Regions from separate parts of the Homo sapiens genome. Here regions 1, 2, 3, 4, 5 and 6 are each linked to region 7. Evidence: chromatin contacts called from ENCODE Hi-C or POLR2A ChIA-PET data. All regions are on one chromosome and are shown on one strand. Each heading gives the region's core, a stretch centred on a gene start or an enhancer-like site at or near the end of the contact. The rest is flanking DNA. Distances are from core to core; before and after follow the strand shown.

What was found. Hi-C counts contacts between places; a loop is a spot of excess contacts on that map. ChIA-PET counts read pairs that join two places held with the same protein, here RNA polymerase II (POLR2A). Pooled maps may share reads with other maps.
Region 1: a loop to region 7 is called in a pooled map, with 23 times the contacts of the local background. The contact joins the promoter of PAFAH2 here to the enhancer-like site in region 7. A Hi-C loop is called at or near these places in 6 of 50 pooled maps. POLR2A ChIA-PET finds 5 or more read pairs at or near these places in 2 of 52 experiments (GM10248 and activated CD8-positive, alpha-beta memory T cell).
Region 2: a loop to region 7 is called in a map of CD4-positive, alpha-beta T cell, with 6 times the contacts of the local background. The contact joins the promoter of PDIK1L here to the enhancer-like site in region 7. A Hi-C loop is called at or near these places in 1 of 168 maps with a recorded cell type or tissue (CD4-positive, alpha-beta T cell), 1 of 37 single-sample maps with no recorded cell type and 9 of 50 pooled maps. POLR2A ChIA-PET finds 5 or more read pairs at or near these places in 4 of 52 experiments (CD4-positive, alpha-beta T cell, MCF 10A, activated CD4-positive, alpha-beta memory T cell and 1 more).
Region 3: a loop to region 7 is called in a pooled map, with 6 times the contacts of the local background. The contact joins two enhancer-like sites. A Hi-C loop is called at or near these places in 5 of 50 pooled maps. POLR2A ChIA-PET finds 5 or more read pairs at or near these places in 2 of 52 experiments (activated naive CD4-positive, alpha-beta T cell and common myeloid progenitor, CD34-positive).
Region 4: a loop to region 7 is called in a map of naive thymus-derived CD4-positive, alpha-beta T cell, with 20 times the contacts of the local background. The contact joins the promoter of NUDC here to the enhancer-like site in region 7. A Hi-C loop is called at or near these places in 1 of 168 maps with a recorded cell type or tissue (naive thymus-derived CD4-positive, alpha-beta T cell), 1 of 37 single-sample maps with no recorded cell type and 10 of 50 pooled maps. POLR2A ChIA-PET finds 5 or more read pairs at or near these places in 4 of 52 experiments (CD4-positive, alpha-beta T cell, Caco-2, GM12878 and 1 more).
Region 5: a map with no recorded cell type shows a loop between it and region 7 (18-fold over the local background). The contact joins the promoter of CEP85 here to the enhancer-like site in region 7. A Hi-C loop is called at or near these places in 1 of 37 single-sample maps with no recorded cell type and 9 of 50 pooled maps. POLR2A ChIA-PET finds 5 or more read pairs at or near these places in 3 of 52 experiments (B cell, CD4-positive, alpha-beta T cell and WTC11).
Region 6: a pooled map shows a loop between it and region 7 (2.4-fold over the local background). The contact joins two enhancer-like sites. A Hi-C loop is called at or near these places in 4 of 37 single-sample maps with no recorded cell type and 15 of 50 pooled maps. POLR2A ChIA-PET finds 5 or more read pairs at or near these places in 16 of 52 experiments (CD4-positive, alpha-beta T cell, GM12878, H1 and 10 more).

What each region holds. Positions count from the first base shown.
Region 1 is chr1:25,996,454-26,000,023 of GRCh38, forward strand. It overlaps PAFAH2 (platelet activating factor acetylhydrolase 2), which reads right to left and starts at 1,610. Exons shown (of 11, transcript NM_000437.4): 1 at 1,572-1,610. RefSeq lists enhancers at 1,356-1,435, 1,606-1,695, 1,706-1,755.
Region 2 is chr1:26,108,935-26,113,120 of GRCh38, forward strand. PDIK1L (PDLIM1 interacting kinase 1 like) reads left to right here and starts at 2,890. Exons shown (of 3, transcript NM_152835.5): 1 at 2,890-2,981. RefSeq lists silencers at 1,904-2,183, 2,244-2,883 and enhancers at 2,934-3,163, 3,544-3,653.
Region 3 is chr1:26,033,733-26,037,577 of GRCh38, forward strand. It overlaps EXTL1 (exostosin like glycosyltransferase 1), which reads left to right. Exons shown (of 11, transcript NM_004455.3): 9 at 1-124; 10 at 1,104-1,272; 11 at 1,433-2,732. The coding sequence ends at 1,615. It overlaps SLC30A2 (solute carrier family 30 member 2), which reads right to left. Exons shown (of 8, transcript NM_001004434.3): 8 at 3,520-3,845. Among named protein-coding and RNA genes, the nearest start is that of SLC30A2, 10 kb to the right of the region's middle. RefSeq lists enhancers at 653-1,383, 1,882-1,951, 1,962-2,051, 2,062-2,201, 2,482-2,581 and silencers at 1,442-1,741, 1,686-1,849. Within about 2 kb of position 1,764, at least 29 of the 41 ENCODE cell types and tissues checked have a DNase peak (open chromatin) inside an H3K27ac peak, as active enhancers do.
Region 4 is chr1:26,920,219-26,923,837 of GRCh38, forward strand. NUDC (nuclear distribution C, dynein complex regulator) reads left to right here and starts at 1,525. Exons shown (of 9, transcript NM_006600.4): 1 at 1,525-1,711. The coding sequence starts at 1,631. RefSeq lists a silencer at 1,272-1,421 and enhancers at 1,552-1,671, 1,792-2,333.
Region 5 is chr1:26,232,922-26,236,661 of GRCh38, forward strand. CEP85 (centrosomal protein 85) reads left to right here and starts at 1,279. Exons shown (of 14, transcript NM_001319944.2): 1 at 1,279-1,389. RefSeq lists enhancers at 1,478-1,627, 1,948-2,007, 2,098-2,147.
Region 6 is chr1:26,852,049-26,855,883 of GRCh38, forward strand. ZDHHC18 (zDHHC palmitoyltransferase 18) reads left to right here. Exons shown (of 8, transcript NM_032283.3): 7 at 705-817; 8 at 1,678-3,835. The coding sequence ends at 1,795. Among named protein-coding and RNA genes, the nearest start is that of SFN, 9.2 kb to the right of the region's middle. RefSeq lists an enhancer at 1,184-1,685 and silencers at 1,300-1,359, 2,932-3,104. Within about 2 kb of position 1,268, at least 3 of the 41 ENCODE cell types and tissues checked have a DNase peak (open chromatin) inside an H3K27ac peak, as active enhancers do.
Region 7 is chr1:26,499,273-26,503,039 of GRCh38, forward strand. No RefSeq gene overlaps it. Among named protein-coding and RNA genes, the nearest start is that of RPS6KA1, 29 kb to the right of the region's middle. RefSeq lists silencers at 1,012-1,191, 1,402-1,891 and enhancers at 2,072-2,141, 2,101-2,758, 2,172-2,231. Within about 2 kb of position 1,344, at least 38 of the 41 ENCODE cell types and tissues checked have a DNase peak (open chromatin) inside an H3K27ac peak, as active enhancers do; they include B cell, CD4-positive, alpha-beta T cell and GM12878, where a contact is called at or near this core.

The sequences.
Region 1 (3,570 bases), core at 360-2,859, 500 kb before region 7:
ACGGTGAAACCCTGTCTGTACTAAAAAAAATACAAAATATTAGCTGGGCCTGGTGGCGGGCGCCTGTAGTCCCAGCTACTTGGGAGGCTGAAGCAGGAGAATGGCGTGAACCCGGGAGGCGGAGCTTGCAGTGAGCCGAGATCGCGCTACTGCACTCTAGCCTGGGCGACAGAGCGAGACTCCATCTCAAAAAAAAAGAAATAGTAACTACTCACGAGATTGTTGATGAGGATTAAATAATGCATGTAAAGCACTCGATGGATAGAAGGTACTATAACCATAGGAGGCAACTATAATTATTTTAACTACATGCCTCTCAAGTTCCTTATACGTAAAATGGATACTTCGTAAGTGAAAATATTGCCTAGGGCCTGGTGCATTTTCAGTGCTTATAAAATGTTAGGAACTAATTAACAATGCTATGTCTCTCTTTCCTAGCCAAGGTCTCTCATTTTTCCTGGATTAAGCCCTTTGGCAAAACAGATTCTTTCCCAGCAGCCTTTTCAGGCCTCAGACACCCCTACCAAAGCCAGTGTCTACTGAACAGGCCCAGAGGAGCCCAGAGGGAATGGATGGGGCTTAGGTTGCAGCTGTCCTCTCCTGCTGGGACCCTGTTTCTGGTGAGCAGAGGACTGCTGCTCTGCCAGCTGTGTGACACTTTCATCACTGGCTATTTCAAGATACAGTCCAAGATAAGCACTTCTCTTGTGCTTCCTTTCAGACAAAGCTCTCTGAAGACTAAAAGCTCATTGGCCTGACCTTTGGTCTCTGGAGGAAGTGAGGAAATATCATCCAGCTCGTAGACAATGAAGACACCAAGCACTCGAGGGATGAGATTGAGCAACAAGGTGGCAGAGCTAGAGAAGAGGCCTGATAAGAGTGTTCCAGAGCATTAATAATTGTGATAAAAATAATCTCTGTCTCTTGTGAAGGTCTTACAGTTTACAAGGCATCTTCACACATACTAGCTTGTTGGCTCCTCAACACTCCTCACCTGAGACTGATGGAGCAACAGTCATCTCCGTTTTAGAGAGGAAGAAACTGAGTCCCAGAGTTGTATGATTTGCCCAAGGTCACAGAGGGTGAGAGGCAGAGCTGGCCTAGAACCGGGTCTGCTGACTTCGAGTCCAGGGTAATCGCGGATCGGAAAGAAGGAATGGGGACCCTTCTTCCACCGCCATGAAAAACAGAAAACTGAGAGTAAGAGTAAAGTACACAAAGGGTGGAGGAGCATAAAGAAGCCCGGGGTTCAGGGATGTGAGGCTGCAGGGTGAAGGTAGGGCCGAGGAATCAGGGTAGGGCTGTGGGGTCCAAGGTGGGGCTGCGGGGGCTGGGTCCTGGGACGGGAGCTCAGTGGGGATTCCAGGGGCACTGGCCGTTAAAAGTGCGAGGCGACCGTGGGAGGGTCAAGGGAGCGGGTGGCTACAGGTGTCTGAATAGGAAACGTAAAGGACGAAGATTAATGTGCAATTCCTATGACTGAGAGACGCCGAGGCCCCAAACCGGGCCAGAATACAAAAGTCTGCAGGAAGCTCAATTGAGATATAGGTGTTTTCTCCAATCAAACTTACCCAGTCAAGCTGATTCCTCAGAAGCAGCCCCAGACGTTTAACTCGACGGAAATGAGAAACGACCCATGAACCCGTGGCCCTTTGGTCGTCGTAGTTTCCAAGGCTCAAAATGGACGCTTGGAAGCACTTCTCGTTCCTCAATCTAGAACTACAATTCCCGATGTACAGTGCGCGAGATTGCGCATTACAACTCTAAAACTACACCTCCCAGAGTTCTACGCGACCGTCCAGCCCCGCGTGGTCGTGCGAAACCGCCCAAGGCCTGGGATGCGGTGTGATTCCTCCCCCTGGTGGCCTGAAGAGGTGCCGCCGCGATTTCTGCTCTCGAGCGGAGGGTTTTGCCTTAGTCCCGTGCGTAACCCTCCGCCTCACCCTCCTCAAATAGTCCTCAGGCGTGCCTAGAAATGGTCCCCGCTTCGCTTTATTCTCAAGGAGGTGGGAGGAGGTTGGAGTTTGTTTTGTGTCTTCTGCACACTTTGCTTCCTGTAAGAATAATAGACTGATCATTCAAATTAAGGGGACATTCCCTACCAGCCTGCATCTGTTGACACCTGTGATTTTCCATTGTCCTCAAAAGACTCCCTGGCAGAGAAAGGGGAGGAACCCGAGTAATCTGCTGGGCCGCATCCATCCCACATTACTGTCTAATGCTGGTTCTTAGCGACACTGATGGACAAGATACCGCTCCTAGCCTCAACAGAATCACAGTCTAGCAGAGAATTCAGACAAATGAATAATGACAGCACAGAGCCGTGATCTCATGGGGAGACACAGCAAGCGTGGGAGCCTTGAAAAGGGGCCTCTGGCCAGGCTTGGGGGAAAAGGGCGGTGTCCGCAAGGCTTTTTAGAGGGAGTGATGTTTGTTAACATTGAGACCCGATATAAGGAAAGAACGTAGCCAGGAGTACAGAGACTGTGAAGGACGTTTCAGAGTATGGCATTAAGTTCAGTGCTGGCTGCAGCTAAGTGTGAGGGATGGAAGGAGAGTATTCTCGGGGGAGTGGGCGTTAGGCAGAGCCCATCCTCAGGAGTTCTGTAAACTTCTATAGGAAATTTGGATCGTTCAGGCAGCTCAAAAACGTTCAACGGCCCTCTACTACCTATGAAGTGAAGTCCCAACTGCTTAGCCTGACATTCAAGGTCTTCTCCAACCTGCACTCCCCCACGCCCCACCCCCCACCCTTCAGCGCCCCTCCTCTGGGAGCTTTGTTCATGCCTCCAAAGTTTCCGCCGACATCTGTGTGTGCCTCGCACATGTGAGTCGACTCACACTGCCTTGGGTATCTCCTGTATTAGAGGTCTTAACTCTTGACACATTGTGAGCTCTTTGAGGTCAGGTACTGAGTCCTGCAGTCGCCCCCTCCACCCTACTCTTGCAGCCCACATCCCCCCGAAACACCAGGGTCCAGAGTCCCTGCTTTAGGCTCTCCTCTCCTGCCGACACACTGTTGTCACCCCCATCCTTCCAGGAGCCAAGATAAAGTCATCAGGAGAGAGTGCTGGCAGCCCTGCACTGTGGTAATTAAGCCTCGGATCTCATTAAATCTGTGGCTGATGGCGGTGGCCACAGAACCTGAAAAGCTTAGCGCAGATCAGAGAGCGGCTCCCTTTGGCCCATTAATCCGTGCTGTGCAGCTGGCCAGAACACTCACGACAAGCCAGAGGTCCTTGGTCATGAGAGGGACAGCTGGAGGTCATTTCTTTCAGTCTCCTACTCCCAGACCAGGCCATGCTGGAGCCATTTGCTGGCCAGCTGAGTTTAAAATTTCCCAGGGATGGGCATGTCACCACCTCCTTTACCTCCTTTGTCACAGTTAGGAAGCTCTTCCTTGGGCACAATCAGATTCTTCCCTGTTGCAAAATAAAACAGTTGAGTTTAACTATACTTCCTTCCAATCCGGTCTTTTCTAGGATAAACAACCCAAATGCCTTTACCTTTTTAAGCAAATGGTTGATTTTCCAGCATTTTCATCATAGATCTCATCCTCCAGTAGCCCAA
Region 2 (4,186 bases), core at 1,640-4,139, 390 kb before region 7:
CTTTTAAATATAAGTACTTAATGTATATTTATCTCTCCATTACTCACATGTAATAGCATACTATAAACACTGTATGCACTTTGCTTATTTCACTTAATAATAAACAGATCACTTGATATTAGTATATGTTTATTAGTATATATAAGAAATCTTCCACATCTTTTTTTTTTTGAGATAGAGTCTTGCTCTGTTTTTTTTTTTTTTTTGAGACAGAGTCTTGCTCTGTCGCCCAAGCTGGAGTGCAGTGGCTTGACCTCGGCTCACTGCAACCTCCGCCTCCCAGGTTCAAGAGATTCTCCTGCCTCAGCCTCCCAAGTACCTGGGACTACAGGCAAGTGCCACCACACCCGCCTAATTTTTGTATTTTTAGTAGAGACAGGGTTTCACCATGTTGGCCAGGCTGGTCTCAAACTCCTGACCTCAAGTGATCTGCCCACCTCGGCCTCCCAAAGTGCTAGGATTACAGGTGTGAGCCACCATGCCAGGCCTCTTCCACATAGCTTTTCATGGCTGCATAGTACTTTATCCTGTGTATGTACTATAATTTATTCAACCAGTTCTTTATCATTAGACATGTGAGCAGTTTCCAATCTTTTGCTATTCATTAATGCCATAATGAACAGCCCTGTACATACAGGTTTGTTGTTTTGTGTGTGTGTGTTTGCCAGTATATTACTAGGATAGATTCCTCGAAATCTAGTATTTGATCTAGGGTTACTGGATCAAATAATATTGCTATATATTGCCAAATTTCCTTGTTAACTGTTATATCACTTTGTCTTCCCACCAGCTATGTATGAGAATGCTAGCCTTAGGTGTATTTTGATACCATATCAGATTGAGGAGGCTGCAGAGATGAATCACAGACAAGGTTCCTGCCCCTAGGAATTCTCAGTCCTCCAGGAGGCCTAAAGGCTAAAAAAAATGACATAATAAGCAGGAGGCAGATTTACCCTGAAACTAATGAATCTTAAGCTTCAGAGTCCTTTACTTATAGGGACCCTTTCCAGTGTTCCAGATATGTGTTCACAGGGCCATTTTATAACATTTTTCCTCAGGAGGACACCCCAAATTATTTAAGTTTCAGGTCCCACAAGATCTAAACCCCCCTCACAGACTTAACAGTGAGCCTAAACTGGGGGCGAGAGTGGATTTCAAATCTCATCTGCAGCTGACTTAAGAGCAAGGGTTCCTATGATATTTAATGACTGAGACAAAATGAAAACGCTACTTTGATCGAGAGAGAGGTCCCTCCCCTGATTGGGATCAATAACCCACACAGGTAGTTAGCTGTCTACGCAGAGCCTTCTATATTTTCCCTCTACTTTTGAGGGCGGGAAATAAGTCTTGGCTGACACCAGTGTTTCCAGCAAACAGCTGAAGACTTGACACTTGGATGGCACTCAGGACAAAAATCTGAACAGATTACAGAACCGTTGTTGTTTTTTTTTTTTAAGGGGAGGGTGTGTTACACCAGGAATGGGTATTCAAGGTAGACACATCCCAAAACAGACACTTCAGTGAGAAGAGGCAGAGGTGTTTCCTCACCTGTAAAAACAGGATAATAAAACCTACTCTTGTGGGGTTTGGTTAGGATTAAGCAAGATCATTTATATAAAGACCTAACCCAGTGCCAGACTCTCGGGAGAAGGGGCATAAAGGACAGAAAATAAAATGAGTTGATCTTTGAGCACAGCGACAGGGATTTTTTGTACATCGTGCCTTACAGAGCGAGCGCTGGGAGGAGGAATCATCACCCTGCTGAGAAGTAATGGGTGCAGAATAAATCGAGTAAGAAGGAATGGACTTTTCTGGCGGATGCTTACTGATCTAACAACTGGATGACTGAGGAATGCGGTCCTAAGTGACCCCGGGCTGGCTGTGGGGCCAACAGCGTGCGGGATCTGACTAACAGCGTGTGGCAGCCGAGCGACTGCAGCAGCGGCGGGGACCCCATTGACTGTCCAGCCCCGAGAGCGGCAGGAGCGCGGTGGATCCTGGCTCGGACCAAGGCCTCTCCCCTGCGCCGACTGCAGACCAACCCTCCACCAGGAGCCTCGCGGGGGGGCGCCGTGGGCACCGCAGCCAGGTGCAGGCGCCTCCGCGCCCTCACTCCCCACGCCGAGGAGGTGGCCCTGGCTCCCTGCGGCCGCAGCCGGGGAACAATGAGGCGCCGGCCTCTTTAAGGGAGATACCACCGCGCCGGCGGGGCAGGGGACGGCATCCTCCCAGATGATCGCACCCAGCCCCGCGCCGCCGCCGCCGCCGCCGTCTCCGCAACTGCACCGCCCGCAAACATGGCTCAGTGACTCGGAGAAAAGCTGCAGTCTCCCTCCCGGCGGGGCGGACGCCAGGCCTCCTTGGTCGGGCCGCACCTCCCCGCAGGCCCGCCAAAGAGCACCGCGCCCCGCAGGCACCCGAGACCCGCGCGGAAGATGCACCGGGCGTTCCACCCCAGCGAGCCCCGCACCCCAGCCCGCAGCTCGGTAGGTCGGAAGGGGGCGGGTAGAGGGAGGGGAGGCCGCGGCCGGGCGCGCGCAGCCCCAGGCCCGGACCTGCCGCTGCAGACGGTCCCCGGGGCCGCGGGCCCTGAGCGCCCGCTGCGGCTGGAGGGTGGCCGAGCCCCGGCGTGGCGTGGCCTCGCGGTTCCCGAGCCCGGCCACCCCTGCGGGGAGCAGCACCAGTGGTGCGCTCCGGAGCGCGCACACCTCCGACGACTCCCGGCTCTGCAAATCCTCGAGAGAGGGAGGAGGCGAGCGGAGCGCCGGCCGCGCGCCTCGTCGGTGGCGCGGAACGTCCCGGCTCGCGCTACGGAAAGCCGGAGGGGGGCGGGGCCGTCGGCGTAAGGGGGTGTGTCCGCGCGCACCACGGGGGCGCGCGCCGGCTGCTGACTGGAGGCGGCGGCAGCGGAGGCGCGAGCTGCCCGATAATGGCGGCCTGCAGAGCCCATGAGAGGGAGAAGCGGCAGCGTCTACCCTGAGGTAAATCTGGCCTTTCGGCGTGGCGGAGAGGTCTTGCTGCAGAGCCGATGGCCCTGCATGTGCCTCCCTCCCTGGGAGGCTTGTCACAGACGTGTCAGCGGAGTCATCCTGGGGAAGGCCCTGCGCTCCTCAGGCCACCGACCCCAGTCGCGGCCTCCTCTCATACCGGGGCCACCTCCCCCCGGCCCTCAGCCCCCAGCCCCGAGGAGTTGAGGCAACTGCAGGGCTGGCTCCTCAGAGCGAAGGGGCTCAGGAGGCTCCCCTCCGGGCTTCATCTGAGCACGGCCGAGGAGGGGGAGGGCCTGACACTTGGCCAATGAGCGCGGCCTGAGCCGCCGCGTCGGGCAACACCTCTGGCCGCGACTGGCCCTTCCCGGGCGCCGGCAGGTGTCTGGCCTGGCCGGCTCGCGTCCCAGCGCCTGGTTAGAGCAGCGGGAGCGAGGGCCCGCCACTTTCGGTCGAAAGTCACTTAGGTTCGCATCGGATGCATCATTGGATCCGGGATCCCACGGGTTTCATAAACACCTCTCTCCTCCCTATTCAGGAAGGTGCTCTTCCCCATGGGGACTGTACCAGGCTGGAGAGGACATGGCACTGCTTCAGAGACACGAACCACCTTGAGTGGATGTGATTGGCGATCCCCGTAGAGCAGGAAAGCTCGTCTGCTGTGCAGCCGGCGCAGAGGATTCTGTGGCAGGAAATTAGACACTAGGAAATTCAGTAGCGATTTGAAGGGTGGGTGTCCAGTTAGAGGAAGTGGGACTGAACACAATCTCAGAAGTCATTTCTTTTTATTAAATCTATCCTGTAGACTTAAAGCAGTGGATCCCAACTTCTCAGGCTCTAGGGTCAGTAGCCTTTTGCTTCCCCAGCTGTACAGAATAAATATTGTACAATCTCAGGTTACTTTTCTAGCCCGTGGTCACAATCTACAAATGAGAATTCGTTCATGAAGTTGGTTATAATCTAGAAATTCTTTGGGCGCTGAGGAAGCCCACTTTAGACTTTCTCCATTCAACACATGAGCATTTCTGTGCAGGGCCTTTGCCCTCGCCTTTAAACCGTTCAGTAAGTTGAATTCCCAAGAACTCTGTCAGAGAGCCCCTTGATATGCAGGATCTTTGTTGGCAAAAATGACCTAGAACTAAATAGATATTGTTTACTCCAGCTGTCTTATGACTAGGAAAAAGGAAACATAAAAATTT
Region 3 (3,845 bases), core at 514-3,013, 470 kb before region 7:
AGCGGATGGTGGGCTTCCTGACGTCGAGCCATTTCTGGGACGAGGCCCATGGTGGCTGGGGCTACACTGCTGAGAGGACCAACGAATTCTCCATGGTTCTCACCACAGCCGCCTTCTACCATAGGTACAGACCCCTACCCTGCACAGGGATCAGAGTATCAGAGGACCAGAGACCCCACCCCCACCCCGAACGGAGCAGAGTGGCCTAGACCCCAGGGATCCAGGTTCAAGGCCGAGATCTGCCACTTCCCAGCTGTGGGATCCTGGGCAAATCTCCTCACTTCTCTAGAGTTTGTTTTCTCATCTGTAAAATGGGATGGATTCACCTCCCAGGGCTGGTGTGAACATTAAATGAAGTCCCTGGCACAGAGGTTCCACAAATGGTAGCTATTGTTATTTGAAGTAGAGCCATGCAGTGAGTAAGGGCAGTGTGTGGGTTTGCTGGTGGTGGGGTGACAAGAAAATAGTCCTGATGCTTTATGAATGTGGATGTTATGAGTTGGGGAACATCCCAGACCTTCCAGAAGCTGCCTGAAGTGCTCCGGTCTTAGGGCAGAGACTGAATTCTGTAAGACCTCTTTAGAGGGGTTCCTTAAACATGTTTAAATCAAATATGCATAACGTGGAACCTCTTATAGATTACTCAGGAGCTCTGCAGGGAATTCTCAGTAGAGTGAAGAATTACCTAATGTCTGCGAGATGAGGCTGGCCTGTCTGAGGGCCGTGTGAAGTGAGCTCACCCGGAGCGGTATCAGCCTGGTTCATCCACAACTGTTCTTTGGGCTTCCATGTTTGATGGCTTTGAAACCAGCTGATCCAAACCCATCTAATTCTGGCTCTGAGTTCAGCGCTCAGAGCCCAAGGATGGGGGGCCCAAGGAGCTGTGAGGGAGAGGGCAGGGAACACACCACTAACTGCAGATAAGCCACGGGGCACAGCACAATGGAGAGCTGTTCACGCCAGGGATGGGAGCTCTCTGAGGCAGCCAGGGCTCAGAGGCTTGGGGATGGGGGTCAAAGGGAGAGGTGAGGTCAGGAGGGAGGAGAATGGGGCCTGGGGATGGATTTGGCTGCAGCCTCTCCCTGTCTTTTCCTCTTGCCCAGGTATTACCACACTCTCTTCACCCACTCCCTGCCCAAGGCTCTGAGGACCCTGGCAGATGAGGCACCCACCTGTGTGGACGTCCTGATGAATTTCATAGTAGCAGCAGTCACCAAGCTGCCCCCTATCAAGGTGCCCTATGGCAAGCAGCGCCAGGAGGCTGCTCCACTGGTGAGGGCTGAGGGGGATTGGTCGGAACTGGCAGGGATTGGGCGGGGATGCCGGAGAGGATTCCCTCTCACTGTCTAATTCCAGTCTTTCTTGCTGCACGGGCGTGGGGAGTTCGGAAGGGCAGAGAAGCCCGTTAATGCATTGCTTCTTTCCCTCTTAGGCGCCTGGGGGCCCGGGGCCCAGGCCAAAGCCGCCTGCCCCAGCCCCCGACTGCATCAACCAGATAGCGGCAGCGTTCGGCCACATGCCCTTGCTGTCCTCTCGTCTGCGTCTGGACCCGGTGCTGTTTAAGGACCCGGTGTCCGTGCAGCGCAAGAAGTACCGCAGCCTGGAGAAGCCCTAGGGGGGCGACCCGCGGAGACCCCAGCAGAGGTCGCAGCCCAGCTCCCAGGGGGCCCGGCGCCTGCCGGCGGGCTCCGCTCTTGGGACACCGGAGAACCTATCATGTCAGCCAGCGGGCCCACACGTCGGACCCCGGTTGGCCAATCACAACAGGGGGGCGTGGCCTTACCTTCTCCTGCTCGCCCTCAGCCGCGGAGCCTCTGCGGAGGCTGAGCCCCGCGACCGGAGCGCCGCTCTCCGCTTCTCCACCCAGCTAACTTCTGCTCGTCTTTCAGAGCATTGTCTCCTCCAGGGACTTGCCTGGCCCTCCTCCCCCTCCGCCCCCAATGGGTTCGGTCTCCTTTGCGCTTTCGCAGTCCAGTGTTTGCCGCGGTTCCCGCACGGTCAGGCCCCAGGACTGGCTTGCGAGCCCCGGGGGGCGGGTCGTGTCGTGTCCTTTTCTCTCTGGCTAGGCAGGTGTGCCGCAAATATTTGACGAATAGATGGATGGCAGACATTAACTGCGTGCCTGGCCCTATGAGGGCGGCGGCGGGACAGGGTGAGCGGAGAGACAGAACTGTCCCCGCCCCACCCCGCCACCCATTCCTAGGGTTCCTAGTCCCGGGAAGGCAACTACCCAAAGACGCCTGGGTTGTCAGGCTCAATCCTTGAGCCTCAACCAAGGAGCAGAGGGGTGCGGGTAAACGAGGAGTGGGGCGAGGAAAGCGGGATGGGAACAAGTGGCCTGTCCCCGCACGGCCCGCGGCTCAGCCTCGGCCGTCTGCCCTGCACTACCAAGGCCGACCACTAGAGGTCAGCGTCGCGCCGCACTCTTCACCCGCATGTCCAGAGGGCGGCCGGGATGTGGAGGGTGAGCGCTGTGGGCAGCTCGGGGGCTGAAAGCTGGGAAGAGAAATCTGAAGAACAGCCCCATCTCTTTCGCCTGCACACTTGGAACTCAGCAAGAAGGGACTGTTTCTAGGTGGGCTGGGCGCGAGCAGGGACTGTCCCGAGCGGTATAGGTGAGAATGGAGTTGGGGGGGGACACTAGGTCCTCCGGGGTTCACCCACCTGGAGCTGGAATTATCACTTCCGAAATAAAGCGCGTGTCCTTGCCCCCTCACGCTCCAGGCTATAAATACCCTTACAGCAGCTGCTCGAGGGAGGGGCTCAGGGCTCAGGGCTCGCCTGGGAGCGCGTGCGACTCCAGAGGGTGAGGGTGGTGGGTCCAGCCCAGGTCCAGGGTGTCAGGTGTTTTCCTGCTTTGATGGCCTGGCAGCTCTGGAAACTCCCGTGACTGTCTCACTGGCAGGAACATACTGTCCCCTTAGGCCTCTCCAAGGCCTTCCACCCCCACCCCCCAGCTTGACCTCGGCGGGCCCCTGGATGACTCAGGTCCTCCCTAGAGCCAGTCACAGCTGAGTGGCAGAGTGGGTTACCCTTGGGAGGCGTGGTGCTGTGAGATGCTTGAGGTACAGGGCGGACTGGAAATTAAAGAGGTGGGGGAGAGGCAGTCCGGCCCGGAGTCAAGAACTGAGGGTGGGTGGGAAAGCATACAGCTGGGGCCCAGGCAGCCTTCCCAGGGTGGGGAGGGCGCTGGATGCCAGGCCCAGCCAGGTGAAAGAGGCACCTTTCCAATCACAGCTGTGACACCCAGGACACTGAACTGCCTTGGCATGTCCTCACCCATGGGCCGGGCACTGCTGGTCCCAGGGGTTTGTATTGTACCAACAGGCAGCGCAGACCGACAGGCCCCCAGACCCTGCTGTAGAGGAAGGTCTACCGAAATGAGGCAGAAATCCCAGACCTGCCTGCACTGGCTGTCTGACTTCAGGAAAACGATTCAACCTCTGAGCCTGTTTTTTCATCTGTAAGAATGCAGGACAGCAGTGATGGTCTCCTTTTTTTTTTTTTTTTTTTTTTTTTAAGCTGGAGTCTCGCTCTGTCACCCAGGCTGGAGTGCAGTGGTGTGATCTCAGCTCACTGCAACCTCTGCCTCCCCGGTTCAAGCGATTCTCCTGCCTCAGCCTCCCGAGTAGCTGGGATTACAGGCACAAGCCACCACGCCTGGCTAGTTTTTGTATTTTTAGTAGAAATGAGGTTTCGCCATATTGGCCAGGCTGGTCTCGAACTCCTGGCCTCAAGTCATCTGCCTGCCTCAGCCTCCCAAGGTGCTGGGATTGCAGGCATGAGCCACCGTGCCCAGCCAATGACTGTCTCTTGAGAGGGGTGTAAGGACTTGGCATACGGCA
Region 4 (3,619 bases), core at 275-2,774, 420 kb after region 7:
GTGGCTCATGCCTGTAATCCTAGCGCGTTGCGAGGCCGAGGCAGGTGGATCACTTGAGGTCAGGAGTTTGAAACGAGCCTGGCCAACATGGTGAAAACCCCTCTACTAAAAATACAAAAAAAAATTAGTTAGGCGTAGTGGTGCCTGTAATCCCAGCTACTTGGGAGGCTGAGAATCACTTAAACCTGGGAGGCAGAGGTTGCAGTGAGCTGAGATCGTGTCACTGCACTCCAGCCTGGGCAACAGAGTGAGACTTGGTCTAAAAAAAAAAAGAAGAATAGATAGACTAGAATATACTGTAGAGAGATGGGAGGTGAGGGAGTAGAAAAACAAGCAAACAAGTTTGCTGCAAATGAGAGCTGAAAATTGGAGAGGTAGCAGCAGAAGAAAGTGGGGCCATGGAATAATAATATAAAAACAGGGCTGGGCATGGTGGCTCACACCTGTAATCCCAGCACTTTGAGAGGCTGAGGCAGGAGGAGTGCTTGAGACCAGGGTTTGAGACTTAGCCTGGGCAACACAGACTCCATCTCTACCAAAAAACAAAAAACAAAAAACAAAAAAAAAAAAACAGCAGGGCGTGGTGATGTGAGCCTGTAGTCCCAGCTACTCTGGAGGCTGAAGTGGGGAAGATGGCTTGAGTCCAGGAGTTCAAGGCTGCCGTAAGCCAAGATGGTGCCACTGCACTCCAGCTTGGGTGACAATGCAAGAACCCCATCTCTAAAAACAAACAAAAAGATATTAAAGCGTGTTTGTAAATTGAAGGGAAGAAGAAAGATATTTGTGATGCATAAGCTAAAAAAAGGGATAATTAACAGGGATAGAGTTCCTGAAAAGACTAAGATGATGAGATTCATTGCACAAGTGGAGGGATTAGCTTGGATGGCTGGGTCCTGTCCCCGCATTAACAGAAGTGAAGGTCAATTTCAGCACCTGTCATAATTTCCTGGGCCCAGTGCAAAATGAAAATGTGGGTCTCCTTATTCCAAAATTATTAAGAATTTCAAGACTATAACAGAAGGCCATGAAATCAAGCGTGGAGCCTTTCTAAGCCTGGGTGCTGTGCGACTGCAATTTGTACTCCCATGAAGCTGGCCCTAGTCAAGTACGCAGTGAGGTCGATGAGGAGGAGGCTGTCCTGTGGTAAGTCCCTTCTAGGATTGGAAGAGATGAGTAAGGCTACTTTCAGCTTCACTGCTCTACAAGCTGGGGGGGTCGCTAGCAAGGGAGAGGGGCAAAACTTGTCCCTTTTTAACTTCCAACCCTGCCAGATTTGAGTCCAGGGCTTTCTAGAAGTCTCCACGGCATCGGGTGACCATAGCAACTCATGCCAAACTCTCGGGCCCACGGCTCCGCCTACCGCTTCGTGGACGCGCTTGTTGATTGGCTCCGAATGTCGACCAATGGTCGGCGAAGCGGGTTGCTTGCCGCACGGTCAATGGCCGCAAACCGGGAGGAAGGCGGGAAGAGAGGAGGTGGAGGCGGGCCTGGGCAGCCGCGCGCGTGCGTGTTTCCGGCTCCGCTGCGGAAGGCGGACGACTAGAGTCGTTGGGCCCGGCGCGACCCGCAGGAGCGTAGAGAGCGCGGGACTAGAGTGCAGAGCTCCGGGACGTGGATCGGAGCCGGCGCGATGGGCGGAGAGCAGGAGGAGGAGCGGTTCGACGGCATGTTGCTGGCCATGGCTCAGCAGCACGAGGGCGGCGTGCAGGAGGTAACGGCCCGCGCGGCGTCGGCCCACCCGGCGGCCTTGGCCACGCTCCTTCCGCCCTTCTCTGCCTTCGAGGGCTGAGACCCACCCCAGCGGCTCGCGGGCTTCTGGGATGCCCCTACATTCTCACTGCGCCCAGCTTCCGGCCTGGCCACCCGCCAGCAGGTCTCACCCGGTTCGCATCAGTCCCGGGCCCCCGGCGCCCCTCAGTAGTAGCAAATTATCGCATCCCTGAGCTTAGGATCCCCCTTTAGTTTCACATATGCCCCCACCCCCGTTTCCACTTTGATGGCGGCTTCCAAGGAGCATCCCTTAGTAAGAACCGTCGCAAATATCGTGATTTGGATCCACCAAGGCTTGGGGCGAGCCGTCGAATGTGTGTGGTAGGGGAGCGGGCTGATGTTAGCACGTGGTCTTGTTAGGCCTTGAATGGGGGAATAGGAGGCCTGTGTTCACGATTAGTTTCCACCACCTACCAACTTGGAACCTTTACATCTCTCCAAGCCTGAGTTTCCTTATCTGTGAGACAGCTGCGAATACCGGTTTCCAGAGAGTAGTTAAGAACCGTAAGTTCTCAGTAATAAGGCTTTTTCATTCAACAAGTATTTGTCGTGTGATTGATGTGTGTCCCACACTCGACAATAAGGGCCAACTGTTACAGATTCTGGAGTTGGTTTTTTTGGAACAAACACAAAGTTAACGGTAGAAAAGTCTGTCAGGATCAGAACTCTCATTCTCAGAGCCAGAGAAGTGGCAAGGATTTGCCTAGATCATGCAACATGGTTCTCACCTAGACAGGTCAGTGTGCTTCCCAGAGTCCATGGCTGATTGTGTCTTACTGGAGGTAGGTTTCCATTGAACTTTCTATTCCTATGTAACCTAGGTGTCTGGTGACCAAGGACTTCTAAGCCCTTTGTGGTGGGGAGAGTGTTTCTCATTTGCAAGTGTGAAAAGCCTTCCTGTCTCCATTCCTCTAAACTGTTCGCACAAAACTGGATTTGGGAGCGAGTTCATTTTTGAGCAAATTGAAAAACTGTCTAGAAGCAAGAACGGAAACCATTGAGATATGTTCTAGCATCAGATTTAATCAGATTTAGACCCACTCTTGGGCAAATAAAGGGTTTGTGTGTGCTGACCTTGAGTCACCACTAGATTGTTTCATTCAGCAAGAATTTTACTGATTATGTACCTTTAGCCATATCTGGTGCCCAGCATTGCAGGTGGCAGACAGACTAAGCCATGGTTCATGGTTCCTATTTGTAAGGTGTTTACCCTCTGCCAGTGGGTCTCTTGCTCTGTGCCATACATTGCTAAAGGCCTCACCTCCTTGACCTCATGATCCTCACCAGGTCCCTAGAAATAGGTACTGCATCTTATTCCTGTTGTACAGAGTTAAGAAACTTCTGCAAAGTCAAAAGGTAATATATGTCCATCTGATACTCAAACCGTTGGCTACACTTGTACTCCAGCCAGAATTAATCCATCTTATCCTCCTTTGAAGTGGCTTCATTTGCTCTCCTCCTTCTTGCTTTGACCCGGTAACTTAGCCAGTGTCTTTTTTTTTGTTTAGACAAGAGTCTCTCACCCAGGCTGGAGTGCGGTGGCACGATCTTGGCTCACTGCAACCTCTGCTTCCCGGGTTCAAGTGATTCTCTGCCTCAGCCTCCCAAGTAGCTGGGATTACAGGTGCCCACCACCTGTAATCTAGCTAATTTTTGTGTTTTTAGTAGAGACGGGGTTTCACCATGTTGGCCAGGCTGGTCTTGAACTCCTGACCTCAAGTGACCCGCCCACCTGAGCCTCCTGAAGTACTGGGATTATAGGTGTGAGCCAGTGTCTTGATGGGCTTTTTACTTTCTGGAGAGGAAAGCTGGGCCCAGGCTTTTCATGCCCTGGATGCAGAGGAGTGTT
Region 5 (3,740 bases), core at 29-2,528, 270 kb before region 7:
CCTGTCTTAACATTTTTTTTTTTAGCCTTTACGTTAACAGAGGCTTCTGGTCCTAATTTCATATCATACCCAGGTTCATTTTCATTATCCATTAAATCTGCTATTTTATGTCTTCTATATTCTTATCTTAAAATACTAAAAGAGAGGACAAAGGATACAACCTTGGGGCACATCCCTAGGGTCTTTCCTCTAGAGTGACTTTTATTCAGTAATGAACTCACTTTGTCTGGCTCTTAAAGCTAAGAAATTATACAACTTTTTTTTTCCATACAACTTTTTTTTGGAGTGCAGGGGCACGATCTCGGCTCACTGCAACCTCCGGCTCCCTGGTTCAGGCGATTCTGCTGCCTCAGCCTCCCGAGTAGCTGGGATTACAGGTATGCGCCACCACACCCAGCTAATTTTTGTATTTTTAGTAGAGACGGGGTTTCACCATATTGGCCAGGATGGTCTCGATCTCCTGACCTCGTGATCCGCCCTCCTCTGTCTCCCAAAGTGCTGGGATTACAGGCATGAGCCACCGCGCCCGGCCTCCTATACAATTTTTTAGTATCTCTCCCTGCCAAGTCAGGTTTCTAGATACCCAGAATTTCACTATCTGAGATTCATTCCTTTGGCTGATGGTTCTGTTCTCCTTTCAAACAATTTTCCTGTCTGACTCTTCAAGCGCATATTAATGCAAATGGACTTAACAGTTCCTTTTCCTGTGGACCAAGTTTGGGGAGGGAGGCAGGACTGATCCTTTACCCTTCAACCTGAACCTTGGTCACAGGCTGACCACTGCGTCCAACCCAGACCAAGCCTTGACCCTGACTAGTCAGTGACCCAGGCCACACCCTAACTCCTGGTCACAACCTGAACCCCTGCTTCAGGTGTGAGAACTGATAGACCGGCGTTGGAATGGAAGGAGGGTGAGGCAAGCTGAGTGGGATTCTCGTGTCCCCAGCCCCGCCCGCGGGCCGCCAGCTTCCCAACCTGCACAGGCCCAGCAGGGCCCCTCCAGGTCTAGGTGAGCAGAGCTCCACCTACAGGTAAAACGCGGCAAGGGGCAGAGAAGGAGCCAAGTGGCGACGTGGTCATGCGCAGAAAGATCCGTCCGGCTCTCTGAGCAGAGGGTAGCGTGTGGGGGCGGGATACCGACGCGGCTCGGCTGCCGATTGGTCAGAAGAGGATAGAAAGGGGCGGGAAGCCGGCGCGGCTCGACTCCCGATTGGCCAGAGGCGGCAGAACGGGGTGGGGCCAAACGACGCGCGTTCTGTGGCGCGCGGCCTGGCGGGCGTGCAACGGCCGTTAGAGGAGCTGAGGGAGGGAACCACCGCTCACCGCAGACGTGGTGGCTGCAGTCAGTCTTCCCGAGTGAGGGATTTCGCCGCCCGCTTTCAGGCCCGTGTAAGTTTTCCTCCTTCGGGAGCCTCAGTCCTAGTGGCCGACCTTGCCTCTCCTCCCATAGCTCCGGCGAAGCCTCAGACGCTCGCGACCTGCCACCGTGAGGGGCCGGGGAGAGCGAAGCGCATGCGCCTCGGCTCCGAAGCCAGTGCCCCGGCATACGCCCTCTCGCGTCCCATTCCCCTCGCTTCCCCCGTTGCCTTGCTTTGCCGTCCGTGGTTCACCCCACGGCAGTCACTTTACCTGCGTGCCAGGCCCTGTGCCGATAGCCAGGGACACAGCGAGCGGCGCATTCCTTGCCCTTGCGGAGCGCACAGCCCTGGGAGTCGACGTTAAGCGGGGTAATCCCTCGGCGCGCAGTGAGGGTAGAGTGGAGAAATCTTACAAAGAGCGCAAAACAGAAGGCGCGGATCTAGTCGGAGAGGTCAGGGAGCCCTCCCCGAGGAGGAGAAGTTTGAGCCGAGATTGGAAGGCTGTGTAGAGAATTAAGGTTGTGGGACGGAAAGCACTTGGCGGGGCCTTACCCCGGTACTTCTCGGCCGGGGCGATTTTGCTTCCCTGGGGACATTGGTCGATGTCTGGAAACACTTTTGATAGTCACAGCTCCAGGGCTTGCTACTGGCATCTAGTGCGAAGAAGCCAGGGATGCTGTTACACAGCCTACTGTGTGTAGGACGCCCCCAACAACAAAGAAAAATCCCCCAAAATGTCAGTAGGGCGGAAGGTGAGGAAGCTTCCTTCAGCGAGAAGGAGCTGGTGCTTTGGTTGAACTGAAAGTTAGTGTGTTCAGGTTTATTTGTTCAACAGTATATTCAACGCTTACTTCACCTCAGTTAATGAGAGCGATCCTTTACACCAGTACATTCCCAACACGTGGCTCAGAGCCAGGCGCATAGTAGGCACGCAGTAAATTTCGGTTGATGAATTGAACACTGGGATAAGTAGGGGGCGGTGGTGATACAAGGACGATGAAGCTAGCCAGGCCTCATTTATTTGCCCTCAAACCTTGTCTGCTTTATAGTGATCTGGTGGTTTTGTATGTCTCACGACTTTTCTTTGTAAAGGCAACTTCTTGTCAAGGATTTGGCTTCTCTTTCACAAGGTTTAATGAATGATCAAGGCGGTGAAAATAGTGTAATGGTGTGAGATCCTTCGTGTGTCTGTGTCAGCTGTCTGTGTATCCCTTCAAATCCTCTCTTGTCTTGATGTGGTTCTCTTAACAGCTGCCAAGCATGATGTTCCACACTTAGATTGTAATTCTTTTTTTTTTTTTTTTTTTTGTGAGACGGAGTTTTGCTCTTGTTGCCCAGGCTGGAGTGCCGTGGCGCGATGTCGGCTCACCGCAACCTCCGCCTCCCAGGTTCAAGCGATTCTCCTGCCTCAGCCTCCCGAGTAGCTGGGATTACAGGCATGCGCCACCATGCACGGATAATTTTGTATTTTTAGTAGAGACGGCGTTTCTCCATGTTGGTCAGGCTGGTCTCAAACTCCCGACCTCAGGTGATCCGCCCGCCTCGGCCTCCCAAAATGCTGGGATTACAGGCGTGAGCCACCACGCCCGGCCACACTTAGATTGTAATTCTTATAGGGGAAAAATACTTACGGCAGTCAAAATCTAATTCTTGGGTAGCAACTTGAGAAATAAAGCCTAGGTGATGACCAAGGACAAAGTGAAGAAATTTTATGAGCTTTTACTGCTCATATAATTGAGGCTTGCAGCTCTAGCTGTCTGAGGCAGAAACTCCAACTTGTGGTGCCATGCTTGATCTCTTTTTTTGTGTTTTGTCACATGTAGAATGCTGACTAGACTACTGTAGCGTTAGAGTACAGTCCTGGCTTTGAAGCCTCTTCCTAGCCATATGACCTTCACTACTGTAAACCTTTATTTTCTCATCCATAAAATGAGGATAATAGTAACTGCCTCATAGGGTTGATGTGAACATGAAACATGAGACATGATACTTAAAAAGTGTTGAGCACAGTGTTTGATAGGTAGTAAGTGCAGAATGCATGTTAAATTTGTTGAATGAGTGACTGTTTCTGTAGTTTAAAGGGCTTTGAAGATGGAAACCAATCCTGTTGGGTGCTTTTTTTTTTTTTCCCCTCTGTCTGCCTCCATTCACTCCCTTTCTAAGCTTTATAACTGGTGTGTTACTTCTTGTACATTCACTTCTCTCATTTTTATCCCAGGAAATTTCTGTCTCCTTCAGTTGTCCCAAAAATTTCCACCAGTAGCTCATCTAATTCTTAAGTCAAGAATGATTTATTTTGTATTGTTTTACTCCTTACGGGGTTTCTTTCTTTCTGTTTTTCTTTTTTGAGATATTTGTTGTCAATGAGGGTCAGACTCTGAA
Region 6 (3,835 bases), core at 18-2,517, 350 kb after region 7:
GGGAAACAAAACTTCACACATGACAGGGCGTTGTGTGCCTGGTGATCAGTGAGAACAGAAATGCCATCAGCCAGTATCTCCCGCAGTAGCTTCTTGGGTGCCAGTTCTGCAGCACATTACCAGAGGTTAAAGAGAAAGGAGTGTGTGGCCAAATAAGTGTAGAAAACTCTAGGTTAAAGTCAAGGTATTCTTTATTGCTAAACTCTCCAGTGCCTTCCATAGCTGACTTCACAGAGCTAGAGAATCTGGCAAGAATTAATCTAATGCCCTAGCAATGTCATCTGAGAATTAGTATTATTTTCCCTGTTTTCCAAATGAGGACTCAGGCTCAGCGAAGTGGTGATCTGTCCAGGTAACGTAGCCAGTGAGTAGCAGGGCCGGGGCTCACAGGCAGGTCAGCCCTCACCCTGTGCCCCTGCGCTACCCTCCTTCAGAAGTGGCTGGCCGGAGAAGGGAGGAGTCATCCGAAACGTTTCCTCTGGATGCTTCTCTTGGGCTCTGCTCTGTCATCTCCTCTTTGGGGCCTCCTGATCTCTGCCAGGGGTCCCCCACATTCTCATTGAATGGCCCACATGAAAGACATGTCGCCTTCTGTAACCAGAATTGGTTTCGGAATTGTCCAGTTGTCCCCAGCCTCTAGACCTGCCTCCTAGAAAAGTGAAGCAAAAGGAGGTACTTGACCTAGGCCTCCTTCCTGCTTGCAGATCAAAGGCTCGTGGTCCAGCAAGAGGGGCGGTGAGGCCTCTGTCAACCCCTACAGCCATAAAAGTATTATCACCAACTGCTGTGCTGTGCTCTGTGGCCCCCTACCTCCCAGGTAAGTGAGCGGGGTGCGGAAGAGGGGTAACAGGGCCATGCCTGGCCAGTGATCAAAGTGTTCCTGGATATCAGCCGACCTCCCCCTACACCCTAGATGCCCTCCGTCCACTACCCCCTGGAGGGCATTTGTCATGTGACGGAATTCCATGGAGAATTGTTATTTAATCACGTGCTCATTGTAGAAAAAAAAAATTAAGTACAAAACGTAAAACAGAGGAGCATTGGATATGACATGTAATTCTACTCCCCGGGGGTAGCCACCATGACTGTTTCAGCCATGTTTGAATGACACTGCCCTTCCGGTTGCCCACTGCCTGGACTGGGTGGCGACTCCATCCTCTCCTGGCAGTAGGAACCCTGGGGACTCAGCCCTGCTGGGTCACTCCCTGTTCATCCTGACACCAGGGGGCACCAGAGTTCCAGAACGGGGATTACATTGCTGTGGGTACTGCTAAGACAAGTCATTCCCACACAGTCATGTCACCTACCCCACCCAGTATCCCTGTCACCCAGCCTGCCTAGAGGGGAAGGGAACATAGGAATTTCATAGTCATCAAATACCTATTCATCCTTGCTTTCCTCCCTCACCTGCAGCCTGGCTTCTTGGCAGCCAGACAGGTGGGCCAGTTGGAATTAATAGTGAATAAATTCTGTGGCCAAAAGCCAGGTGGCCAGAGGGCAGAGAGAGGCCTGCCAGAGGTAAGAGTCTTGGGCCCCCAGATGGGCAGCAGCTCTCCTTTCCTCAGCCTTTCTCAGCCTGGGCCTTTCCTTGGCTGAGATAGACTCTGCCGTCCAACCCCTGGCCTAGAGCCTCAGTGTTGGGCAGAGCCCTCATGTGTCTCCCTTGTGTTTTGGAAGCCTAATTGACCGGAGGGGATTTGTGCAGTCCGACACCGTGTTGCCCTCACCCATCAGAAGCGATGAGCCAGCCTGCAGAGCCAAGCCTGATGCCAGCATGGTAGGAGGCCACCCCTGACCACGGCTCAGTACTTGCCACCTGCTGGCCTGTCTGACCCTCCGCACTCACCTGCCGGGACCCTCCCTATTCCATCCAAGGGAAGCAGAACTGCCAAAGACTCAAGTCTTTTCATATTTATTTCCCATCCTGCGTGGCTTTCCCTGAACTGTTCCGTGGCTGTGCCCTCTGCTCCCCAAACCCAGGTTCCCACAGCCTTGGGCCCTAGGTACCCCAGCTGATCAGTGCCAGGAGAGACCAGAGCCTCTGGAGGCTACCCAGGGGACCACACCAAGTCCTTGCCTGTGCCGGGCGAGCCCTGTGTGAGTGAGGCTGTGAACTGAGCGTGAGGCCTCCCAGGTGGGGGAACTGCTTGGGCCTTGCTGAGCCAGGGTCCTCAGGGTGAAGCAGGACTGAGGAGTGGCCAGCTCTGGATAGCTGGCTGTGGAGAGGAAGCCTCCATGGGCTGCTTTGGTCTGTGGGCTCCTTCATTCCCTTGGTGATAATTTCCCTTTATTCTGTGGGATTTTTGGTGGGGTTTTCCCCCCTTTTTTATGGAGTTGGCCAATAGGATTGAGTTGGGGCTCCAGTAGAGAAGGCAGGGTTGGTGGTGGGTGGGGGCAGCCTGTATCAGACAAAGGTAAATCAGCCAGCCAGGCACCCACAGCCTCAGCTCCTGTGCAGTTCCTGGGCAGCACAGTGGAAGTGGGAGCCTGGTCCTTCCCCTGCCCATGGAGAGCTCTTTAAGGGATCCCAGCCTGCCCCTCCACTTCTCTCCCAAGCCAGGTCCCGGCATGGGTGGGTTATGCTCATGCTGGCAATACTTGAAACGGGTTTATTAATGCTGGGTATTTTGCACAATTTTATAGACCTCTTTTCTACATAGTCTTTTTTAAATGGAAGGAGAAAATGTCAGCCACATTACTGTCTGTGTAGTGCCAGGTGAAGGGTTATCAGAAGGCTGGTTGGTTTTAATAAGTTTATTCCAAGAGACCTTCTGGCTGGAATGAGTGAGAGTGTGTGTGCATGTGTGTGTGTGTTCATGTGTGCCCTGTATGAATGTGGCTGGCTCCCATATCCCCTGGGCTGCCCCCTGCCCCATCCCCTTTGAGTGTCAGAAGCACTCTGAGCCAAGGGGACAGGGGGCACGTGCACTGGTCACGAGAAAACCCTGGGCTCCCACTGGGGCTCAGCCCAGCCTCCTATCTTTCCTTCTTCTATGGACTTCAGACAGCCAGTGTCTGGGGACTCTGCCACTCTACCCCCAGCCCTACCCACCAGCCCCCAGGTGAGGCTTCCAGCTGGGACCTGCCCAGACAGGCTGAGCCTGGGCGTGGTGGGTGGGGTGATGGCTCTGGGGAGCGGCTGCCATCCTACAAGCCACACCCCCTCCTCTGAGCTCTGAATATGGGACCCAGTGCCAGGAGCTGGAAGACAAGGTGTTTCTGCCAAACGGGGACCTCCATCCAGAGAAAAGGAAGAAGGTGCAGGGTGGGCCAAGAGGCAAGTGAAGGTTGGCCTGAGTCTGGGCCGGAAACTCAGAGGATGTTTCTCCTCTGCTGGGAGCTGTAGTTTCTTATCAAAATAGATATTGTTCCACCATCCCCCTCCTTGGCCCTTCAAGTGGGCTGAAGCCCTTGGAAAGTGACATAGGAAGTCCCCAGATCTTGCCCTTCTCACTCCAGAGGCTAGTGGTCACAGACAGCTGGGAATGGCAGCCACAGAGGGTCCCCTCTGGGAGAAACAGCTTCACCCCAGCCTCAGGGCCCTGGGCCATCACTGCAGTGGCCCTGGGAGGTGAGGAAGAAGCTGGCTAGAGGAGGGGGCTCCCACCTACCTTTTATTTAAGCCAGTATTCTTTGTTCCTGCTTGTAATAAAACTTCAGTTTATAAGAGTTGCTTTGCTTTGGTTTGGTTTTTGTTTGCTTTTCCTTTGCTGAGGCCCCAACTGGGAGCCCTCTGTTCTTTCAGACAAATTTGGTTCTTTCCTGGGGAGACTGTGAGAAGGCAGGCAGCCCAGTGATCTGGCTACATTTTCCCTCACCTGGCTGGAGCTCTGTC
Region 7 (3,767 bases), core at 94-2,593:
GGAGTCACCGAAGTGTTGCCAGCAGGGAAGGTTAAGATCAGATATGCTGATAGATCTGGGGCTCAGAAAGAATTATGAAAAGCAGCAAGCCTCCTTACTTGATACACAGACAACCTTGCTCAACCAACAGTGGCTTCATCCTACCTCCCCAGGGTACTTCCAGTAATTCCCTATGGTAGTGTTTTCCAGAATGGGACATGACTACAGCTGGGGGCCCTAGGTATTTTTTTTTTTTTTTTTTTGAGACAGTCTTGCTCTGTCGCCCAGACTGGAGTGCAGTGGCATGATATGGACTCACTGCAACCTCTGCCTCCCGGATTCAAGCAATTCTCCTGCCTCAGCCTCCCGAGTAACTGAGACTACAGGTGCGCACCACCACGCCTGGCTAATTGTTGTATTTTTAGTAGAGATGGGGTTTCACCATGTTGGCCAGGCTGGTCTTGAACTCCTGACCTCGTGATCCACCTGCCTTGGCCTCGCCTTGGCAAAACCCCGTCTCTACTAAAAATACAAAAATTAGCCAGGCGTGGTGTCTCGTGCCTGTAGTCCCAGCTACTTGGGAGGCTGAGGCAGGAGAACGGCTTGAACCTTGGAGGCGGAAGTTGCAGCGAGCCGAGATCATACTGCTTAACTCCAGCAAAAAGAAAAAAAAGAAAGCTGGGGCTGCGCGCGGGGGCTTATGCCTGTAACCCCAGCACTTTGGGAGGACAGCCTGGCCAACAGAGCGAGACCCTATCTCTATTTTTTTTTAAAAAAATAACAAAACAAAAAAAGCTGGTTGGTTGTTGGGAGGCCTGGCTGCTTTTGGGAAGGATAATCCTCGTCCACACCAAGGTGATTCAGTGAGCAGGGTGAGGGCAGATGCTGGGTGTCCACGCCCCGGCCCCACAGCAGCCAGAGGAAGATACCAGCCCGCGCACCCGTCGCCATGGCAACCTCAACCCCACTCCTGGACCCTAGCTCGGAAGGGGGCAGGGTATCGAAAGCCGATCGCCAGAGGCTCCTCGGTGCCTCGTGCGAGTCCCCGCCGTCAGCCCCGAGGAGCCTCCTGGCACCAAGCAGGCGCTGCCCCCTTCGGCCACACGGTGGCGGCGCAGAGCCGAGCTCCGCGCCCCACCTGGGAGGCGGCGCCCGCGGGATGGGGCTCCTCGGCCCAGCTCCCCAGCCTCGACAAGGATACGGCCCGACATCCAGGCCAGGAGCGTCGCTGGGGCTTAACCGCCGTTCCCCAAGGCGCCCCTCCACTCCTCCAGCGGGCTCCCGCATCCCCCATTATCCGGCGGACCCCAACCCCTGCTCACGTGACTCGCCCGCCACCCTCGAAGAACTCTCGTGGGGCCGCCCCGCCCTGCCGCAGGTCACGCGCTGCGCACCTGGAGGGCATCTGGCCAGCCGCCAGCTAGAGCCTGCCCCTGCTCAGGCTCGGCTCAACCCGGGCCCGCGCCTGCTCCGAGCCCAGGAAGAGCGTCCTGTCCAGCTCCCAAGTGCGCCGGCCCGTGGGGAAGGAGGCGGGAGTGGGCTCCAGCGGTGCGGCCCTCGCTCCTCCGACCCGGGGCCCTCTCCACCTCGGGGGAAGAAAGAGGCCTCTGCCTCCGCCTCCTTCCCTGAGCGCTGCCACCCTCACTCCGGCCCTCTGACCGCGGGTCCCGGACATTGCGCTTAGGGGTCGCCTTGCAGGGCCAGAGAAGCTGGCAGACCACGCGCGCGCACGTGCCGGGGCGGGGCGTCACCGGGGGCGGGGCCTGGAAGGGCGGGGTCGGCGGGCTCGGGTTCCCGCGGGGCGCGCGCGGGGTGACGGGAGCCGGGACTACGCGGAAGTGGGGGTAGGGGCCGCGGGACGGGGAGGGGCGTCCCCAGTACCCGCGAGTGGCTTCAGGGAGCGCAAGGCCAGCTGAGTCTGGGCGCTGGATGGGCGGCCTTGGCATTAGGTCCAGATTTGGGTCCTAAGTACTGTGCCCAACCGGCCCGAGGGGAAGGGGGAGGAGACAGGAACCGCGCCCATTTTCCGGATCAGGTTCTTGGAACCAGCCCGGAAATCCTGGGACTCAATCTGGGGGCCAGATCTGGAGGCGATGGTTTTTCTAGAGACGGGCTGATGCAGCCCCAGTATGCCGTCGCACTCATTTCCCACATTCCAGGAACGGTCCAGGTCTGCCCTTCAGCGGTTTGGGAACTCCGCGACGACTCCCTCTCTCCACAACTGCAGGGTGGGCCGCGCTCTGAAAACCTGGCAAAGCGATGGGGGTCCCTCAGAGCCCCTCCTTCATATTCAGTTTCAAAAGGATTTGGCATTGGGGAAACCTTGGGACCTCAAGCCACATGGAGAAAGAGCTCCAGGTCACAAGGGCTTGGACCTGAGGGCACCTCGGCTGGCTCCTTTCTCGTGCAGTCTTTGCAAAAGAGGACCAGGTGGTGGCCAGAAGGGCACTTTGAGGGCTGAAGAGCTCAAACTGCACAGGGATAGGACCGAGGTGCAGAGTCCTTGGGGCCCTTTTTTTTTCTGTCATATCTTGTTTTGCCATTCGGCCTGGAAATACCTGGAAATTCTTCCTGCCTGTTTTTCCCTCAGAAAAGTTTTTTTTATGTAAAAGTGGCCAGGCACAACTGTAATCCCAGCACTTTGGGAGGCCGAGGTGGGCGGATTGCTTGAGGCCAGGGGTTCGAGACCAGCCTGGGCAACATAGCAAGACCCCGTCTCTGCCAAAAATACAACAAATTAGCCAGGCGTGGAAACGCGCGCCTGTAATCCTAACTGCTGGGGAGGCTGAGGCAGGAGACTCGCTTGAACCTGGGAGGCAGAGGTTACAGTGAGCCACCAAGATCAAGATCGTGCCACTGCACTCCAGCCTGGGCGACAGAGAAAACAGAAAAGGAAAAAAAAAAAAAAGAAAGGACATCTCTGCCGGGCTCTGTGTGTGGCTCATGCCTGCAATAGCAACATTTTGGGAGCCTGAGGCAGAGGGATTGCTTGAGGCCAGGAGTTTGAGTCCAGTCTGGGCAACACTGAGAGACCCTGTCTCTACAAAATATAAACAAAATTTGCCAGGTGCTGTCATCCGCCTGTAGTCCCAGCTACTCCGGAGGCTGGGGTGGGAGGATCACTTGAGCCCAGGAGGTCGAGGCTGCAGTGAGCAGCCACTCTATCCTGGGTGACAGAGACCCTGTCTCTAAGAAATGAATGAATGAACATCTTGCTGTGAGATGTGCTGTGTAACCCCTTTGCAATGTCCTCCCGAGAACTTTGGTAAAGGCTTTTGCTTTTTTGCAGTGCTTTTTGGAGTTGGATTGGGGGTGTGTGTGTGTGTGCACGCGCGTGCAAGTAGGGAGAAAGGGATTGGTTTTATACATTTTGTTTATTTTTCCTTTTATGAGAATAGAATAGCCTCCCTAGCCTTGCTCATTCTGTGCCCTCTACCCCGAATGCACTGCGTTTCCTCCTCCCTATCCTGTAAGGGCTACCTTTCTCCATCTCATTCTCCTGTTGCCACCAGCTCTTTTCCAGTCCCTCATTATAGTCATATAAGAACAGGTGACTGGCCTTTCTACTAGTGAACTGGTAGGCCATAATGAATGGGAATTTTGCTACCACCAGAATACTTTTTTTTTTTTTTTTTTTTTTTTGAGACAGAGTCTCGCTCTTGTTGCCCAGGCTGGAGTGCCCAGGCGCAATCTTGGCTCACCCCAATCTCCGCCTCCCGGGTTCAAGCGATTCTTCTGCCTCAGCCTCCCGAGTAGCTGGAACTACAGGCATGCACCACCACACCCGG